Linked DNA regions of Homo sapiens: regions 2, 3 and 4 are each linked to region 1. The links are chromatin contacts, found by Hi-C or POLR2A ChIA-PET in ENCODE. All regions are on one chromosome and are shown on one strand. The core of a region is the stretch at or near the end of the contact, and the rest is flanking DNA. Distances in the headings are between cores, read along the strand shown.

Region 1 (3,088 bases), core at 298-2,797:
TTGTTGTTGTTGTTCTCAGCTATCATTACTATTAGCGTATTTTTTGTATGGCCCAAGACAATTCTTCCAATGTGACCCAGGAAAGCCAAAATATTGGACACCCCTGATTTAGTACATCTTACATTCTTAAGCATTGATATAAGCACTTTATGTGCTTTAACATATTTTTATCTTCACAACCAAAGAAATAAATAATCTTATTATTCCTTTTTTTTAATGAGAAAATTGAGACACAAAGGTTACACAACTTGCCTCAGGTCACAGAGCTGGGAAGCAGTGGAGCTGGTAGGACAGAAATTAGTCAATGATTCTTTTATTCCGTGACTTCTTCCTTCTTCAGGTCTTACTTTTGATTTGCTTTTTGATTAAAGATTTTCTCAAAACAGTGCTAACACATTTAACAATGTGTTAAAACTGCTTGGGTTCTAATCCTGACTCTACCACTTGCCAACTGGGTATCCTTAGAAGTCACACTCTGTAAAGCAGAAACGGTCATAGTACCAATCTCATAGTGTTAATGTGAGAAATAAATCATGTAATAATGTACAGCATTTTTAATATTAGGTGCCATGTAAATGTTTGCTTTTGTTATTGTTCTGTTATTATGTATGGTTTATTTTCTAAGCTGCCCAATATGGAAAAAATCGTGACTTTCTTAGAGCTCTGTTGTGTGGTAGTTGAGTTAAAATATGAAAGACACTTAAAACAATGCCAGGCCAGGCGTGGTCGTTCCTGCCTGTAATCCCAGCACTTTAGGAGGCTGAGGCGATCACCTGAAGTCAGGAGTTTGAGTCCAGCCTGGGCAACATGGCAAAATCCCATCTCTACTAAAAATACAAAAATTAGCTGGGCATGGTGGCAGCCGTCTGTAATCCCAGGTACTCGGGAGGCTGAGGCAGGAGAGTCGCTTTAACTCGGGAGGCAGAGGTTGCAGTGAGCCAAGATCGCGCCACTACACTCCAGCCTGGGTGACAGAGCTCCATCTCAAAACAAACAAACAAACTTTGTATGTCCGTGTGTCAGTGGGGCTCATTCCAACATTTTGCCCCAGCACACTGAGGCGTGAGGCACGCTTCCAGAAGTAGCAGGGGCTACTGGGATATTTTGAGAGTATTTAAATAGTGAGCAGAAGGAACAGATAAGGGGAGAAAGTAGAGAATTAAACATGAGAGAGAACAAAAGAACAATGAAAAGTGTGAGGCCTTGGAAGAACTGTGAGAAATGGAATTCAAAGGGTTATTAAGGAATTAACCTCAGGAAGGAAAAGGAGCACATATTCGTGTGTAATACAGGGTAACAAAGAATGACTAGTGAGAATGAAGATGTTTACAGATTAGTTGGCAGAACTGGGGGAAATTTCTCTCTGGTGACCTCAATTTTCCCTATAAAATAGGAAGTGAAGTCATCTGTTGGACATAGTGAGAGCCAAATTTTGAAGAGAGAATAGAGGAAGTTTGAAATAGTAGCTGCAGAGAAGGGAAGAGATAATGGGACAGGCTTGAAGACCTAAATGACTTTACAATGGTTCAGAACACATGATGTGGCTGTGCGGTTTCCTTTAACACTGCTCAGAAATACTGTATGAGTTCAGGGAAAACAGCTGGGTTGGGGTTTTGCGAGGCTGTCACTATGGAAGGAAATACAGGTTTAAAGATACTGACAAAACAAAGGATGAAGTGATAAACCACAATGTCTAGATTCAGTTGACAAGGAAGATGACGGGGGAGTTGGGAGCAAGAAGTGGGGTTTATTTGGGGACACAGGTGACATTGAAGGATTGGGTGGCAGTAGCCAAATGTGAAGGTCACAAGGCAGTATAACTATGGTCAGAGATTTCCCAACAGTACAGATTTGAATGTAATATTTCAGAAGGTTCTGGATCATGACAGCATCAGGGTGCTGCCCTGGGAGGAGGGGCTGAAGAGAAACACAGTAAAAGTCCCTAGAGATGAGAAAATAAAGAAACTGAGAGGCCAAGCAATTGGATGGTATATTAGTTTGCTAGGGCTTCCCAAGTGCCACAGACTGGGTGGCTTAAACCACAGAAATTCATTTCCTCACAGTTGTGGAGGCTGGCACTCTGAGATCAAGGCGTGAGCAAGGTCTTTCTTCAGAGGCTTGTCTTGGCTTGTCGGTAGCCGTATTCTCCCTGTGCCTTTAAGTGTTCTTTCTTCTCTGTCTGTGAACTAATCTTCCCTTACAAGGACATGGGTCATATTGGATTGAGACCAATCTCCAAAGACTTCATTTAACCTTCATTAACTCTTTAAAGACCCCATTTCCAAATATAGTCATATCCTGGGGCAATAGAACTTAGGACTTCAACATATGAATGGGGATGGAGCTGAAAACACAATTTAGCCCACAACAGAATGGTCATTCAGGAAGAGACAGAGGGCACCCAGAATGGTGGTAAAATGGGTAGAGATGATGAGGGGAAATGAGGTACCCAACTCTTCAGTGTTTAAGGTGGCTAATTAGCTTGTTGCTGTTTCATAGAGTTTGTGTATTCCTCCATATTATTTAGGATTCCAAGCCATTTTTTTGTGCAGTATTTTTTTCATAGACCCATAACCCATGTCAGTTTTTTTGTTGTAGTGTCAATTTTTGTCTTTTACCAAAGACAGGGATTGTGGCTTGTACAACCCTATCCATTCAGCTAAGTGTGAGCCCCTCATTGACTGTGTAGCTGGAAATCTGGCTAAAATGACAAGTACCTGGACAAACATTCGTCATATATGACAGCATAAGACTAACAGAGAATCCACTCTCACTCCACCCCACTCTCACTCCATGGCTAGATTCTCTGACACACTGAACATAGAGCATAAAACAAAGCCTCAACCTACAATGCACACACATACTCCTAGAACTCTTAGAACTTTCCCATTTTCTACCCTTGTCATAATAAAAATGCCTACCATTTATTGAACAAAGCATTGTACAAGGTACTATGCTTTGTGCTGTACATTCACTATCTCATTTAATACTAACAGCAACCCTAGATGAGGAAATTGAGTAGAGAGAGGTTAAATAACCCACTTAGAGTCACCTAGCTAGTAAGTGGCAAGTCTGTCTGACTCTTCAA
Region 2 (3,577 bases), core at 681-3,180, 690 kb before region 1:
TATGCTAAGGGCGTAAGCAGCTAAATTAATTTGTTGGCTAATACTCATTTATAGTCAAACCAAATACTTTGAATTGAATGTTTATGTCCTCCTAAAGTTCATTTGTTGAAATCCTAACCCCTAATGTAATAGTATAGAAGGTGGGGCCTTGGCCAGGCACAGTGGCTCACGCCTGTAATCCCAACACTTTGGGAGGCTGAGGCAGGTGGATCACGAGGTCAAGAGTTCGAGACCAGCCTGACCAACACAGTGAAACACCGTCTTTACTAAAAATACAAAACTTAGCCAGGCATGGTGGCGCGTGCCTGTAATCCCAGCTATTCAGGAGGTTGAGGCAGGAGAATCACTTGAACCCAGGAGGCGGAGGTTGCAGTGCTGAGAGCTGAGATCGTGCTATTGCACTCCAGCCTGGGAGACAGAGTGAGACTCCATCTCAAAAAAAAAAAAAAAGATGTGGCCTTTGGAAGGTGATTTAGGTCATAAAGATGGAGCCCTCATGAATAGGATTACTGCCCTTATAAAAACATACCCCAGAGAACCCTATGGCTCTCTCTGCCACATGAAAATACAGCAGTCAGCAGTCTACCACCCAGAAGAGAGCCCTCACCAGAACCCGATCATGTTGGCACCCTGATCTCAGACTTCCAGCCTCCAGAACTGTGACAAATAGATTTCTGTTGTTGATAAGCCACCTAGTCTACTTTGTTAGAGCGGCCTGAACTAAGACATCAACCATTCAGGTCTTTTTATACACCTAGTCATACTAGAATTCCCTCAGTATTTTTCACAGAAATGCAGGATTTTATGATTATTTATTCCTATTACAAACGTGGGCTTACCTTCCAGTGTGCCGCTTTCTGGAAGCTACTGTTATTTTGTGTACATCACCACTCCTCCTAGCTAGGTGTCAGCTGAAGAACTGGGAAGCATGTTTTCTACATGGTGTACAAGTTGCTGCTTTCAACCAATTTGATCACAGGACACTGTCTGTTTATCAAATTCTAAGACTGTCCCCACCCCTTGATATTCCTGGCTGCTTTCCCCTCTAGCTGTTCAATAGCCCTATATATGGTTGTCAGTATAGAAGTTAAAAATTTCAAAATGTTATTAGCTGCAGCAGCTGGGGATGCGGTGATGCTAGTAAATGGGAAAAGACTGAGGCAAGTGAGATTACATTACAGTATCTAGTCTTTTTATTTTAATGATTTTTTTTTTTTGCAGTCTTCCCTTAGGAGGGATGAATAAGAATTGGGTAAATCTCCACATTTTAGCAAGAGCTTTTAATCACTAAATGTTTTTTCCTAAAGGTAGCATTAACTGGCAGGTTTTAGGGATGGTGCCTGAACAAGCAGAGGCAGGGAGAGGAGCCACGTCGTGGTCTGGGTGCCTCTCTGATTAGACAGCTGACCAGTTTCAGGGGAGGAAGGGGTTTCTGCAATGGCACAAGCCCTGGAACATTTTCTGTCTGTGCTGCAAATGACAGTCTTTCCTACTCTGTGTACAGCAGAGAGGGTGAGGAAAAGGGTCAACAAAAAGAAAGAAAATGGAAACTCATTCTCATTGCTCACAGTATTTGGGCTCAATATATGCTCAGGAATCTCTCCTTTTTGTGACAGCCTCCCCCACAAAACACACAGATCCTCCCACCCCATAATGTGCAAATGCATACACTGCCACCCCATCAGGCAGTTACTTTAAAAATTATATGGCAGACATTAGACAGGAAAAAAAAAAAGAAAAGAAAAAGCTTTTCCTTATCCTAGATTTCAGAGAGCTTCATCTGAACCCAGAGGTTTATGCCTGGCCCTGGCATCTTAGCTGGCTCAGCATGTCCACAGGCTGACCTCTGAAACTATTTCCAGTGTCCTAGAGGAACTCAGAATGGCTCTCATGCATCAGTCCAGCTGCTCCGGTACTACAGCCAAACAGGGTTCCAACTAACATGTGCTGTTAGCTTTTCTGACGTCAATCCTAAGCAAAGTATCCCAATTTTTCTTTGGACTCAATTTTAACTCAGTTACTCATAAGACTGTCATTCTCTTATTTGGCACCCATTTACATTTCCTGCCTGCATCACCCCAGACTTAAAAGATCACTGCTTTAGAAGACAGTTCATTTCTCATCACTGAAAGGTTCAAACACACAGAGCAACCGCTCTTTGAGGAATAATTCACCCAGTGGTCCTTAGCCTTCAGTGAGATTCCAGGTAACCCAGATAGCCTAAAATGCCCCCCACATTGTTTTTGCCGGCGACAGAGGGACCCAATGGTTTACATTTTTAATGAGCACCCCAAGAGTTTCTGATGCAGGTGGTACGGTGAGGGGTAAAACCAAGACAGCAAGTCTTTGAAATTCAGAGACCCAGTGCCCCTGCTAAGCTGGAAGGGCTACTCCACGGGATTCCACAGCTAATCGGAATCTTCTGGGCACTCTAGCTCTGGGTCCGTGTCACTCCCAAAGCAGCCCCATCTTGTCCCTTGCTCCACACAGAGTCCACCTTTCAACTCTTCCAAATGACACTTGACTTGTCACTCCCCAGCAGGAAAAGGCGTCTCCTGGTTCTAAAACTGCCTGCTCTCTGCCCGCACCCTTCAGATCCTCTTTTGTGTCAGCTGAGCCAAGCAATTTCCGGTTCCCTGAACTGACACTTCTAACCAACCCTCCCTGCGATGCGAGAGGTTTTCATGGCTCCTCTAATTGACATGTAGGGAGTTCCTAGGTTAACAGGTCTACAAACTTTATTGGGATAAACAAATTGCTGGGATGAATCCCCCTGGGGGGAGGCCTTCCACAGCATACACCCACACAGTGACAGGCCAGATCTTTCTGTTCCTATTCAGGCATAGAGTAATTTCCACATGTGCTCATCTCACAAACTGTCTCCATCCTTACTTTAGTTGACGTGATTGTTTGTGGCAAAAATTTCAGAAAACAGCTGTCCTGGTCAACCCAACGACCTCATTTTAATCAGAAAGGGTGGAGCACCTCTAGGCGCATCCCTGACACAGAGCACTGTCACACACTGACAATTCTTGCTGAGATAATGACCGATAAGTATACCTAACTTCACACCCTGGATGTGTTCTGGAAAAATTTGATATGAGCAAATCCATGTTTTAAATGTGATGAGGAAACACAATTTTTAAAGAAAGCCTGAGAAAAATACCAGAAAATGCTGTGCCCTGCAAAATATGCATGAAATACATAAATGCTATTGTTACAAAGAGAGGTTCCAGTGCTCAAAGATATTAAACAATCTAGCTGGTAATGATAAACATACCTAAACAAAAGCTTAAAAAACAACTCAGCAGGATGGGCGTGGTGGCTCATGCCTGTAATGCCAGCACTTCGGGAGGCCAAGGCAGGTGGATCACCTGAGGTCAGGAGTTCAAAACCAGCCTAGCCAACATGGCAAAACCCCATCTCTACTAAAAATACAAAAATTAGCCAGGCGGGGTGGCGCACACCTGTAGTCCCAGCTACTCAGGAGGCTGAGGCAGGAGAATCGCTTGAACCCAGGAGGTGGAGGTTGCAGTGAGCCAAGTTTGCACCACTGCATTCCAGCCTAGGCAACAGA
Region 3 (3,118 bases), core at 309-2,808, 560 kb before region 1:
TCACTAATAGTCGAGAAGGAATCAGGTGAGCTTGGAGGGCATGAATAAAAAATGGCTTCCATCAACAGATTTTTGTGACTCACTCCAAATGACATTTATCAACCAGGAAGCAGGAGAGGGAGAAAACAGAACACAACCTACAGAGGGAAGAGATAGTGGTTGGCAAGACAGCAAATTTATAAAGGATTCTAGACGAGCACATTGTCAAAATGGTCAACTGTTTAACATATATCAAGACGATGGAATAGCAAGACACTAAGGAAGAAAGTGTTCATGAGCATGTTCTATTTCTGTAAGTAGAAAAAAGAAAGGATCAGGTAGGCACGGTGGCTCATGCCTGTAATCCCAGCACTTTGGGAGGCCGAGACAGGTGGATCACCTGAGGCTGGGAGTTCCAGGCCAGCCTGACCAACATGGAGAAAACCCATCTCTACTAAAACTACAAAATTAGCTGGGTGTGGTGGCAGCACATGGCTGTAATCCCACCTACTCAGGAGGCTGAGGCAGGAGAATCGCTTGAACCTGGGAGGCAGAGGTTGTGGTTAGCCAAGATCGTGCCATCGCACCCCAGCCTGGGCAACAAGAGTGAAAATCTGTCTTAAAAAAACAACAAAAAAAAAAAAAAGAAAGAAAGGATCATTTTTTTAAGTGGCAAATTTTAAATGGCAGCTCAAATGAACCAGAAAGTAAGATGGAAAGGAAAGCTGAAAAGGTAGTGGCTCACATACTTCAAGTTTGTTGATAACCCAATGTGGATGAAGTTGAACTGATGCATGGCGAGATATCCGATGGGAGGCTCTCTGATTATGGGGAATTTTAGAGTGGAGAGTTTCGAGGGAGAGAACTTTGGAGGTTGAGGCACATTAACTCATAAGTATTAGAGTTAGAGATGGAAGAAATAGCAAACTGGTTGATTAAAGGACTATCGGGTCAGTGTCAGGGAGTGTAATGCTGGGGGGTGGAAAGTGAAGATGCTCACACACACTGCGGAAGACAGTAGTCCCCATGGGACTAAGAGGCAGGTTTTAGAGATCAGTAGATTGTTGCAGAGATTTCTCAAGTATATTGTCTTGCCAACTAATCCTGAAAACAGGTGGTAGGTCTGGGTCCAGCTGAAGATTTGCTTGACCTTGTCTTACACCTAATGCTAAGCGAGTTTTTGTATTACCTTCTGTGATTGATGTCATCTCAGTATTCACAGCACACCCACACTGTGCTCCAGAAAACATGAAACTAACAAAGCCCAGCTCTCAGCATCTTCCTCCTCACTCTCAGACATAACAAGCCTGCTGGGACAATTCCAATGAGCTGCCTTTGCCTGGGACAGAAACGTAGGGCTGGAGAGGGTGGAAAACAAAATGATCTTCCTACCTGCTTCCTGTGGGGCCATTTTAAGCGGGTGGGAGAGTGGGAGGGAGAGCTTATCTATATTTCAGTGCTGGTTAAAAAACATACCTTGGCTTTTGATTCAAGGTACTAATTTATGTAGTTTACATATTTGCACTCTGAGCCCCACGGTTCTTAACCACAAGTACACAGGCGTGTAAAAGGCCATTTAAGATGAGTCACTGAAATCTCGAGGGGCGTTTGTTCTCCCTCCTGCCTCTTCCACTTCTAGCGTGTTAGGTGAAGTTGTATTTGGAGGAGGCCCACAGGAAGAGCTAAGCAACAGCTTCAGAATTCAGCTGGAGCTTATGGTACATCATGTACCTCAATGGAAAAAAAAATTAAACTTGCCAGTGTCTACGTTAAAAGTTTTTGACATTTATTTAAACAAGGTCAGTTTCTTCTTTCTCTATGAAAATAGGCAAAATATTGCCACCTAAATGTCTTCATTTCAAGTAATTTGCAACACATACACAAATCACTGAGGGGCTAAGGTGACATTATTGATAATTCAAGTTTCAAAAAGGGATTCTGAGAAATTGCTTTACTGCTATGTGTTCCAGACTGACTGCCTCCATTAAGTACGTTCATTAGATAATCGCCTGACTTTTCCACTTTCCTTTTCTGGTGAAGCCACATGTAACATGTCCAAAATGTCTAGGGGAAATCATGGAAATCATGGAACTTGTGCACATGCATACAGCATTGCTTTTCAAAAAGGACAGAATATGTTCAAGAACTATTTATATTCTGGGCAAGCTTTGAATTTGTATATATTATGTGCACAGAAGATAATTTGTTATCATGTTGTACACCAAATTAAATGACCCTTTGATACTGAGGTCATGCCCATTCATATTAGTAGGAGTTAAAGACACCAAGAGGACCAAAAACTGATGCCAAGAATGCATGGAATGGTTTCCATGGAGCATAATGGCACAATTGTCTTATGGAACAAAATTGAAAAGAACTGGAGAACAGGAAAAGGGCGTGGTGTCTGCAAAAATGAAAAACTTTATTCATGGATTCAAATTTATGCTTAAAATGAATTGAATGTGATACACCATTCTTAGTTTTCAGACAAACGTTAGAAACTAGCTAAATAGTGATGGAACTTTTAGAGTAGTCTGGCAAATTTTTCTGGAAATTACTTTCCCTCAACCTCAAGTATTATCACCAGTTCTTTTTCACTCTTCCTGAGAGGATGAAAGAACATCTTCTAATTTTGGTAGAGACAGTGTCTTACTCTGTCACCAAGGCTAGAGTACAGTGGCATGCAATCATAGCTCACTGTAACCTTGAACTCATAGGCTCAAACAATTCTACTTCAGCCTCCTGCATAGCTAGGACTGTAGGAGCACACCACTATGTCTCTCTAATTTTTTATTTTTAGAGACGGGGTCTCGCTACATTGCCCAGGCTAGTCTTGAACTCCTGGCCTCAAGTAATCCTCCTGCCTTGCCCTCCCAAAACGCTGGGATTACAGGTATGAGTCACCACACGCAACGTACTTTTATTTTTTAACTAATGCTTTTGAACAGGTTCCTTTCAAACTCCTTCTCAGGACTTCATGCCACCGATCTTCACATTGCCTTATAAACCTGCCATTTCTCCCTACACATCTTGACGGGCTTGTTAGTAGAGTCCATTACCATGAAGAAACCAATCTGACCAAAAGATTGTTAAATTTTTGCCCAAGAGATATCCAAACAATTTGTTTTATCTTCCTATT
Region 4 (3,623 bases), core at 510-3,009, 1.0 Mb after region 1:
GTTTTCATAGCTCTACAATCTAATTCTGAACTGTCATCCTAAAATCTAGATAAGACTCCTTGAGTATGCAAGCACTGACTATACATTCCTCAGTTGACTAAATCTTCCAGAGAGAATGCTTTAACTGGCTGACTAATTTATAGTGTGTAATGCTGAAATGAAAGCAAGTGTTTAAAAGGAAAGTAAGGCCAGGGGAGACTGAAACTAGTAGTTCTCACTTGCTTGCATCCTACAGTGAGTATTCCATTATGTGAGTGTTTTATACATTTAGGCAAGCTAAAAAGACATGAAAGTCCTTAAATAAAAGAATCCACCAAAACATCACTGATTCCAGACCCTTCTTAAATATTATCGTGTATACCAGCTTTATTATTTAGCTCTGCAATACTGCTAAATTGGTCAATTACTTCCCTGCCTCCCCACCCTCCAACTGAATTCTCACCACCCTTGAGGGAAAACAGTCTGGGTTCCCTGTGGAACATCATTTCTCAAAACTGTATTTTGGGGCTTGCTTTCTCATTTTTCCTTTCCATTTCAGATATCCTTACTGCTGTCTTTGGGCTCTTTAAACACTGCCTTTTTTCCTTTTTCGATCACACCCAAAAACTTTTCTCAAAAATTACATGTAAATTTAAAAATTTACAAATTAAATTTAAAATTGAAATTTTAAAAATCCCGACTCTCCCTAATTTCAGGAAGCATGCATTTATTATACATAACAAGACGTGAAAGCCGCAAGAGTTTCAGCCTAAACACTGAAGACCCCGCGAAGTGAATCCAGCTGCTGCTCTACAAGCAGCAACAACAACTGGGAAGCCTTCTCAGCTACACTTCGGGGCACTGGTCCAACCCCACGCAAAATCCCTCGTTTCCCTTAGCGTGGTAAGACGGAGCCTGACCTGAGCTCCAACTGTCCTATCTTTTTCAAATGTTTCAAACTTACTGCCTTTGTTCAGCAGAACCACGGGCACGGTGATGATGGTGACAAGCGCAGCAGCACCCAGCAGTCCCAGAAGAACCTTCCACGGTGTCTGCAAGCCGAGCAGATCAAGTCCAATTAGAGGGAAGCGTGTGGCCCCAGTTTCCGTAGGAGGGTCGGGGCTGCTCCAGAGGCAGCAGGATTTGCAGGTGGGAGTGCGTTAGAAGAGGGAGACCGCGGGCTGGGGGTGGGGGTGGCGTCTGGAGTGCGCCAGTTGGAGTTCTCTAAGGCGGGTGCCCTTGAACTTGTGCCTTCAGAGCACATTAGCGTTGGTTTCTCTACCCCTGCCCGGGTTCGGGCGTGCGTTCTGTGAGTGGCTCTCCGGGACATTCAAAGCTCGACGCCAGGGTCCTAGCAGAAGCCAGGGTCCGAAAGCTAAGCGAGAGCTCTGGGACGTCCCTTCACCTGTCAGAGGGTGGCCTTGGGGCTTCCGCCTAAGGGGAGTCCCTGGTCCGGTTTCGCCAGCTTTTGGGCCATTTGGGGAGTTTGGCGAAGAGGTCCCCACAGCTCGCCCCGGGGACGTACGTGGCGCGGCACTCACCTTCATCGTCGGCGTCTCCTCGGAAGTGAGCGTTCAGAGAAGGAGCGCAGGCAGAAGTCACCGCGGGCGGCGGAGACGCGCGTCCTGCACCGCTGCTCCGGGCGGTGGAGTCACTCGCCGCTGGCAAGTTTCGGCCCCGAGTTAAACATTAGTGAGCGCCGAGCCCGCTGGGTATAAAGGCGCCGCGGGCAGGCTGCAGGGCAGGCGGCGCGGGAGCAGGCGCGCGTGGCGCGGGGCACTGGCATCCCGGCCGGGGGGAGCCCGCGAGGGCCCCCTGAGGGCGGTGTAGGGCGCTGGGCGGCAGCCGGGGCGCAGAGTGCGGGGCCCGGAGGAGCCGTGGGGGAGGGGAAAGGGCGCGCGGCCTCGGATGCGCAGACCCTGGGCCGGCGACTCGGGGACCCTGCTCCCTCTTAGCTAAAAATGACGTCGGCGTTCAGCTCCTCCAACCTCACGTGGACAGGCGAGGGAACCGAGACCCAGAGAGGGCAGGGGACTTTGGCAAACTCACACAGCCCACCGCAGGCAACTGGAACTGAAACCCAGGACTCCGTCTCTTGCCAGTGAAAGTTATGTTAGGAAGCAGTGAGGGGTCTAAAGCAGTATGAAAGGCAAAGAGAAAAGGTGATTGTTCCCTCTTGAATGGCCCTTGGAAGCTGAGTATCTGGATTCACCCTCCCTAGGGAATTTCCCGATTGTCTTGCAGGCTTACACACTCATCAAGATGACAAAAATAATGACAGTAACACTTATGTGGAACTTGACTTTTTCCCAGGTGCTGCTCTAAGCATTTACTGTGTTTGTTTTACAGGAAGGAAGACTGTACACAGAGAATAAATAACTTGGCCAAGCCATTCAGCTAGGAAGTTGTAGATCCTAAATTAAGAGTTCAAGGTCTTAATGGCTACTCTATGCGGCCTCTCATAGTCTTTTCAAGGGTTTTGGAGAAGAATAAAAGATCAGGTATGGCTTCTCCCTCCCCCAGCTCTCTATTGTTCCCTAAAGGATTATTCATTCGTTCATTCATTCCTACATCCTCCCATTTATTCCAGTCATCCACAGATGTTTGAGTGGTTACAATGTGCCAGCCTCCCTTCTAGGTACTGGAGATAAAGTGGGACAAGAGAGGTGAGGTCTGGACCCTTGGCACTTTCACGATAAAATACACAGGTAAACATTTGCCTTTAGGGCCCCCTGTGATTACTTCCACTCTTGCAGATAAGAGGATAAGGCCTCTTCAGCTTGTTCACAGCAGCTGAAAAGCAAAGCCTCTCTGTCAGTAGAGGTAAAAGATTAAGAATGCAGAGTCCGATGGGGCATTACCACATGATTATGAATTAATGCAATTTTCCATCTTTTATTTCCAATCCAGGCATTGCTTTTGAACTCAGTCATCTTTTCCCCCTTGCCCACTAGTTGCTTGTGATACATCAGTATCCTCACTCACCCCCAACTCCAGAGGCTGAAACTAACTCTCCTCCTCCCTCTTCCAACTGCTGAGGAAGATGAGTCAATGGTGTTACTGGACCCTGTGAACTGATGCTGTGAAGAGAGGCCATTTAACACGGACTACGGGGAATGGTGCCACAGGGGGCTCAGTGCTGCCCTTCACTCTCAGCATTTTGCTCACTCAGCATTGGTAAGCCACATCAGCCTCGGTGAAGGAAGTCTGGAGAGTTAAGCCTGTGCTTCATCTCCATGCCAGCACCATGGCACTCATTGTACATTCAGCAAGCCCCAAGGAAGCTGGCAGGAGGCTGGCTGACATCTACGGGACAGGTCAATTTGTTCTCTGGAGGGCACTCCATGAGACGCAAATATCTTCACACCCTGTGCCCATTTCAAGAGACTCTCTCACATGCCTCCCCCACCTTGACCTCTGTGTCACCAGTCTTTCAATCTTGTTTTTTCCAAATCCTTAAGGTAGCAGCTGGCCAACACATTAGCCACCACTGATGAGTCAGTGTAGATCTTACATTGGGCCATCTCTTTTTTCTTGCAAAATAGAAAAGCAGATGTTCTGCTCAAAGTTCTGTTTGTCAGTAAGATTTCCCTTTCTGCTGTGTTTCAGGACATCCCTGGGAGGGACTCTGATGCAGCAGCCAT

Evidence for each region. Hi-C counts contacts between places; a loop is a spot of excess contacts on that map. ChIA-PET counts read pairs that join two places held with the same protein, here RNA polymerase II (POLR2A). Pooled maps may share reads with other maps.
Region 2: a loop to region 1 is called in a pooled map, with 3 times the contacts of the local background. The contact joins two enhancer-like sites. A Hi-C loop is called at or near these places in 7 of 50 pooled maps. POLR2A ChIA-PET finds 5 or more read pairs at or near these places in 2 of 52 experiments (BJ and OCI-LY7).
Region 3: a loop to region 1 is called in a pooled map, with 5 times the contacts of the local background. The contact joins two enhancer-like sites. A Hi-C loop is called at or near these places in 4 of 50 pooled maps. POLR2A ChIA-PET finds 5 or more read pairs at or near these places in 2 of 52 experiments (activated T-cell and naive thymus-derived CD4-positive, alpha-beta T cell).
Region 4: a map of naive thymus-derived CD4-positive, alpha-beta T cell shows a loop between it and region 1 (5-fold over the local background). The contact joins the promoter of DPP4 here to the enhancer-like site in region 1. A Hi-C loop is called at or near these places in 1 of 168 maps with a recorded cell type or tissue (naive thymus-derived CD4-positive, alpha-beta T cell), 5 of 37 single-sample maps with no recorded cell type and 10 of 50 pooled maps.

Annotation. Positions count from the first base shown.
Region 1 is chr2:161,076,109-161,079,196 of GRCh38, forward strand. No RefSeq gene overlaps it. Among named protein-coding and RNA genes, the nearest start is that of TANK-AS1, 83 kb to the right of the region's middle. Within about 2 kb of position 1,548, at least 11 of the 41 ENCODE cell types and tissues checked have a DNase peak (open chromatin) inside an H3K27ac peak, as active enhancers do.
Region 2 is chr2:160,386,106-160,389,682 of GRCh38, forward strand. The region is part of intron 1 of RBMS1 (RNA binding motif single stranded interacting protein 1); the gene reads right to left. Among named protein-coding and RNA genes, the nearest start is that of MIR4785, 20 kb to the right of the region's middle. Within about 2 kb of position 1,931, at least 24 of the 41 ENCODE cell types and tissues checked have a DNase peak (open chromatin) inside an H3K27ac peak, as active enhancers do.
Region 3 is chr2:160,515,618-160,518,735 of GRCh38, forward strand. No RefSeq gene overlaps it. Among named protein-coding and RNA genes, the nearest start is that of RBMS1, 23 kb to the left of the region's middle. Within about 2 kb of position 1,559, at least 2 of the 41 ENCODE cell types and tissues checked have a DNase peak (open chromatin) inside an H3K27ac peak, as active enhancers do.
Region 4 is chr2:162,072,456-162,076,078 of GRCh38, forward strand. It overlaps DPP4 (dipeptidyl peptidase 4), which reads right to left and starts at 1,760. Exons shown (of 26, transcript NM_001935.4): 1 at 1,521-1,760; 2 at 944-1,031. The coding sequence starts at 1,526. DPP4-DT (DPP4 divergent transcript) reads left to right here and starts at 2,402. Exons shown (of 3, transcript NR_147697.1): 1 at 2,402-2,480; 2 at 3,023-3,156. RefSeq lists enhancers at 1,279-1,478, 1,913-2,610, a silencer at 1,629-1,888 and a promoter at 2,165-3,623.